Linked DNA regions of Homo sapiens: region 2 is linked to region 1. Evidence: chromatin loops called from intact Hi-C (ENCODE). Cell type or tissue: GM12878. All regions are shown on one strand. Links, peaks and the distances in the headings refer to the core of each region. The heading gives the core; the rest is flanking DNA. Region 1 overlaps RORA (RAR related orphan receptor A). Region 2 overlaps RORA (RAR related orphan receptor A).

Region 1 (2,922 bases), core at 254-2,753:
GGAACCAGGGTGTGCTCACTACTTTATAAATGACACCGGTGTCCTTGGCTGGGCCCGTAAGGAGTTAATATCTCATAAGCAGAGTGCGAGAAGTCTTACATAACTCATTCAGTCTCATCTCATGGGTGTTTTTCTGTAAACTCTGCCAGAACTAATTTCACGGTTTTAAAACAACTCATGGTACCCAAAGAATGTGTAATGAGCTGCCATGAGATGTGATTGTTTCCTGTTTGTAAGGAAAAGACCTGTGGCTTCTTGGGACTTATTAGGAATCATTTCTCAATTAATGTACAACCCAGGCCCTTGGAAAGGCACACACAGTGCAGCAAAGATGGCTTTGGAAGGCTGTCCTGGACAGGAGCTCCAGAACTGTCCCTTCTCCCAGCCACCTCATTCCCACCTATGTATGGCTATCTTTTTTTTAATGGTATAATACACATAATGTACAACTTACCATTTTAATCATTTTTAAGTGTGCAATTCAGTAGCATTTAGGACAATCACAAAGTTATGCAACCATGACACTATCTAGTTCCAGGACATTTTAATTATCCCAAAAGGAAATCCCATTTCCCATTCCCTTCTGCCACTGGCAACCACTAATCTGCTTTCTGCCTCTGTGCAGAAATAATAATAATAATAATAAATATAATTAATAAATATATAGATAATATAATTATATATTATATAAATATATAAATAAAATATATTTAGACATAAATAATGATAAACCTACTCATGGTATTTGTATAAATGGAATAATATATTATGTGGCCTTTTGTGACTGGCTTCTTTCACTGAGCATAATATTTTCAAGGGTCATCCAGGATGTAGCCTGTATGGGTCCTTTATTCTTTTTTTTGTGGCTGAATAATATTCTTTTGTATGAATGTACCACATTTTGTCTATCGACTCATCAGTTGATGAGAAATTGAGGTTGTTTCTACCTTTTTCCAATTGTGAACGGTGCTGTTATGAAGATTTGCATACAAGTTTTTCTTTGAACACTTTCTTTGAGTTCTTTTGGGTATATACCTAGGAGTGAAATTGCTGGATTATATGATCATATGATAATTCTATGTTTGATTTATTGAGGGGCTACCAAATTGCTTTACATAGTGACAACGTTATATTCCAACCAGCATGTACACATAAGGTTTCCAGTTTCCTTACCAACACTTGTTATTTTATTTCTTTTTTTTTTTGGCGGGGGGTGGATAGCCATCCTAGTGGGTATAAAGTGGTATCTGTCTGATTTTCTTTCAGAGTAATTTGTTTTCCCAAATAGTTTAAAGATTTTCAGAGGTGAAAAGCTTATACCGACCTGGTCACTGCCATGGGCTGGCCCAGCCTGACCTGCTAGGTCTCATTACCTCTCCAAGTTTAGAATCAGGCTTCTCCATGTGGGGAAGTCAAAAGGGTGAGTGCCTGGAGAGTCGTGTGCATGGGGAAGCTCTTGAGCTCAAGCCTGTTCCAGCATACATTCTGTGTCTCCCAGCAGAGCTAGAATACCACCCTCACTGTGATACAGAGAGGCACTGAGAGCAGAGAGCCTGGTTCCCGCACCCAGGAGGAGACGTGGCAGAACCACAGCTAAGGCCTGTCTCACTCCTACTTCAGGCTTCTTTCAGTTCTGTCAAGAACCACACATTCACTTTGCACTTCCCTTTTTTGAGGATGCAAAGGTTAAGAAAATGTTATAATGATGATGGTTATATTTGCATAGGCTTTACACATTTTGATACCCACAATGATCCTGTAATGTAGGCAAGACATCAGGTAGTATGATCCCCATTTGAAAGCTGAAGAAACCGAGGCATGAGGCCTTTTGGGTAATTTCCCAAAGTTATCTCCATTACATTACTTTGTCTTATGTAATGTTTTATGGTGGTGCAGTGCCTTACAGTCTACAAGGCATGTCACATCTGGTAGGGATGGAGGTGAGGGGAGAATGGTGGGCTAGGTGAGGGGAGTTGCCATATATAGGGAGGCGCCATAAGGAAGGCCTCCTCTGATTGTCTGTGGTTGACAAATCAACCTGTTGTTTCTGCCTTACTCACCATGGAGGGAGGGAGGGCAGGAAGCTGTTTGAAGTTGTGATATTAGGAGATCAGTGGCTGTTTGAGATCCCTCCTTCATCATTGCATCATATTAGCTACCATATACCACCATGGTATCAAACTGTGCCTCAGCGAAATACAGTTTAAAGACTGAGCCTTCCCTCAGGGAGCTTCCAGTCTAAACAGTTGTCAAATTCTTAGCTCAAAAATACTCTCCCGGGGTTTGGCTGCCCTTTCCAACACAGTTTAGAGAAGAAGAATATAAAAGCAAATTCTACATCTCAAGCAGCCCATTTTGAGTTGGGGTTTTATTTGCTGCTGCTGCTCTTGTTGTTTCGTGGTGAGCACAGGAGTAAAGGTGAAGAGCTCCTGCCAGCCTACAGAAGGTGAATAGCCCATTTGAAACATTGACTTCGGGTTGCCATTTTGAATTCTCTCTATGGCTGTCTCCACCACCAACCACAAACTTCAGGTTGGTTCTTCAGAGGTAAGGACTCTTTTTCCCGGTTCCTGAGGTGGCATACATCTAGTGTGTGGGGATTTTGGATACCTGATATCACCCTATATGCATAGCAAAATGGTGATAGATTATAAATGCCAGTGCTTATGGTAGGTTTCTTGAGGTTTTTATGTAATTGAGAAGCAGTGGGAAGGGGTGTCGCATTTTAGCAACTAAGGTCCAGGATTTGTTTTGAAATGAACCCCTCTGAGGGCAGAATCTCAGCACCACCCATTTTCCACATTTGTGTGGTTGAAGGACAGAAAGTGGACAGGCAGAACTCCAGGCCTACGGTGCTTGTGAGCAGTGAGCCCTAGGATATGGGCGCATGAGGCACAGCACCCTTCTAAACAGAAAGCAAGT
Region 2 (2,922 bases), core at 124-2,623, 160 kb after region 1:
TTTGATTTGGTAATCCTACTTCCAGTAGATTATTCTAAGGAAATAATTTAAAAAGTAAAGATTAATGCACACAAAAACCATGTTTATTTAATACTATTTATAATGGCTAAAATTCTAAACACTCTGAATGTCCTTTATTAGGAAAATTATTAATAAATTATAATATAGTCATATGATGGCAAATTATACTGCCATTAAAATAATATTTAAAGAATTAATAAACACATGAGAAAATATTTTTGATTGAATAAAAAGTAGTATGTGAAATTCTGTGCACAGAATGATTTTAGTTGTGAAGATTTTTAAAAGCATACGAAAAAATAGAGAAAATACTGGCAAGAACCCTCCCTGGATGGTAGTGGTGGTTGCATTTGGCTAATAAGATAATATGATGCGGTGATATTTTGTAGGCTTCTTTTAACTTCTTTCTAAGTTTCAAATTTTCTACCAGGTATATATGTATTATTTTTAGAACCTTTTAAAAAATAAGAAAAATCAAACTACAAAAACAAAAAAGAGCCAATGGTAGGCATCCTTTTCCTTCAGAAATCTATGTCTTGTACTGGTTAGTAGGGATAATCAGATACTTCTAAGCCAAGAGTGGTACTATTACCTACTTTTATTCAAGTTCACTCCAGAGGGCAGATTGCTAGATGATTTTGGGGGGCGGGGATTCGCTATTAAAAGTAATTGCAAAAACCACAATTACTTTTGCATCAACCTAATACTTTCTCTTCTTGCCCTTTCTCAGGTTTTAGTTTCCTCTTCTCTTTTATTCCTTCCTCCCACATTTGATGCAAGTAAAAGCCAGGGGAATGTAAGCATCACATCCCTACCTCTTTCTAGGAATAGAAAGATGGGATTGTTTTCACCTGTCTTCCAAGCCTGGGTGGACAGACAGTAGATGAAGAACATCGGTTTCTTGTTCAGGAAAGGGAAGAAGTGGTTTCTGTGGGACATGGGTGAGCTTCTTTAGCTCTCATTCTTGTAGAACTAAGGTTTCTAGATACACACAGAACATTCTTCCTCAAGGAGTTCATTTGAGAATCACACAGAGAGACTATTTAACCTGAAGAGAGCTTTCGGCATTTTAAAAATGGCAAGTCTTACAGACTCCATAACCACTACCACTGCTACCACCACAACCACAGAGAGAGCCAGATCTGAAAATACAGGAACTGATCTGAAAATATAGGAACTGAAAATTCAGTCAGTCAAATTTGGAGTTGATTTGGGCAGAGGATAGGAGATGAACAGGCTGAGGATGTTTCTCCAGCCAAGACAAGAGTGCAGCATTTTTTTTAGTTGAAATTAAAAAGAAAATGCAGAGTGTACTTTGTCCCACTCATTTACCCTAACGATCTTCAGCGTGTCTCTGTTTCTAAGGAAGTGGAGGGCCCAAGTCTCTGATTCATTTCCGGAATGCCACATAGCACCCTTGGATGAAAGCTCCTCTATCCAAGACGACTTTGGAAACGCCTTTTAAAGTGTTCTTTCCCTTTACATCTTGGAGTTCCATTTTGATGGCAGAAAGTATATTTTAATCAATAGAGTCAAATGCAGTTAACATCTGAGTACACAGATTTTGAATATGTCTGGCAAGAAACACCTTAATAAAGATGACAACTTGACAACCTCCTACAATTTATTACATAATTAATTGTGGCTATTTTTTAAATATCTAGAACCCAGGAACCAGGAAACTCCAGCTTTTAAAATCAAATTATCTTTGCATTTAGTTCTCCCCCTTTCTCCCTTCTCCACATCAAAAAAATCTAATTTATTCCAAAACACAGAATTCAGCAATACACTACCATCACCCTAAGGTTTAACATTCTTCCTACTAAGAATAAGTTAAAACAGCACATTATCCTCAAATTTGGAGGTTAGGAAGAGAAATATATGGGAAGATATAACAGCTATCCTTAAATTGCAATTTGAGGGCCACCGTCATTTGCATTCTGCTTGCCCTGAGGCGGCACATCGATGTGCAGAGTCATGGTGGCGGCAGCCTGGCCTGGGTGACAGAAACCATTAAAGGGAAGCAGAGGGGCAGGCCGTGCTCCGTGGGTTTCATTAGCTTACTTCTTGTGTAGGAGGCAAAAGGTATCTGCAGGGCTCTGGGCTTGCTAACCAAACCGTTAATCGCTTAGAAACAGCAAGAAGTTCACTAGTGAGATGTTTATCACATACCTGGAACACGAGTTGACTTTCTGTGAGACATCATTCTGGAATGAAAGCCAAAATCTCTCTGCTATTCAGTTGAGGCTGAAAAAACAATCACATCAGAATTAGTAAGGCAAAAGACAAAGAGAGAGAAATGAAAACAAGCCAGTATTCAATGGGGCTAGGGGGAAAATTACCTGGGCTTCAGGAATTACAGGAGAGTTGGGGTTTTGAGAAGGTAAAAAAGTGGGCCAGGTGCGGTGGCTCAAGCTTGTAATCCCAGCACTTTGGAACGCCAAGGCAGGTGGATCACGAGCTCAAGAGATTGAGACCAGCCTGGCCAACATGGTGAAACCCTGTCTCTACTAAAAACACAAAAATTAGCCGGGCGTGGTGGCGGGCGCCTGTAGTCCCAGCTACTCCAGAGGCTGAGGCAGGAGAATCGCTTGAACCCGGGAGGGGGAGGTTGCAGTGAGCCGAGATTGTGTCTCAGTGCTCCAGCCTGGCAACAGAGCGAGACTCTGGCTCAAAAAAAAGAAAAAAAAAAAAAAAGTGGTAGCACTGCTTCTCTCAGAAAGACAAATGTCTGGAATACACAAGTGGCACTGAATGTCTCAGGTCACTGAGAGAGGCTGGACAGAGGACTGTGGGAAAGTGCAAGTACTAGGTGACTTTAAAGGACATCCCAAAAGTCCAGGTTGAAGTGATTTTTAATGAGAATGTGCATGCTGTGTATCTTTTTTACGTATTCTAAAA

What was found. Hi-C counts contacts between places; a loop is a spot of excess contacts. Peaks named below come from ENCODE experiments on the same cell type or tissue, not always from the same donor. Only the 100,000 strongest peaks of a DNase experiment are listed, where the experiment ranks them.
Region 2: it touches region 1 in a loop (2.8-fold over the local background); 1 of 110 quality-filtered maps calls a loop at or near these places.

Annotation. Positions count from the first base shown.
Region 1 is chr15:60,794,795-60,797,716 of GRCh38, reverse strand. The region is part of intron 1 of RORA (RAR related orphan receptor A); the gene reads left to right. Among named protein-coding and RNA genes, the nearest start is that of RORA-AS4, 33 kb to the right of the region's middle. RefSeq lists an enhancer at 1,340-1,519. In GM12878, for the core only: no CTCF peak of the experiment used is centred there; a DNase peak (open chromatin) is centred at 1,656; H3K27ac peaks cover 539 bases.
Region 2 is chr15:60,634,196-60,637,117 of GRCh38, reverse strand. All of the region lies in intron 2 of RORA (RAR related orphan receptor A), which reads left to right. It overlaps LOC105370846 (a long non-coding RNA gene), which reads right to left. Exons shown (of 5, transcript XR_007064663.1): 2 at 2,194-2,268. Among named protein-coding and RNA genes, the nearest start is that of RORA-AS2, 46 kb to the left of the region's middle. RefSeq lists enhancers at 2,190-2,239, 1,455-2,268. In GM12878, for the core only: no CTCF peak of the experiment used is centred there; DNase peaks (open chromatin) are centred at 1,157 and 2,094; H3K27ac peaks cover 1,476 bases.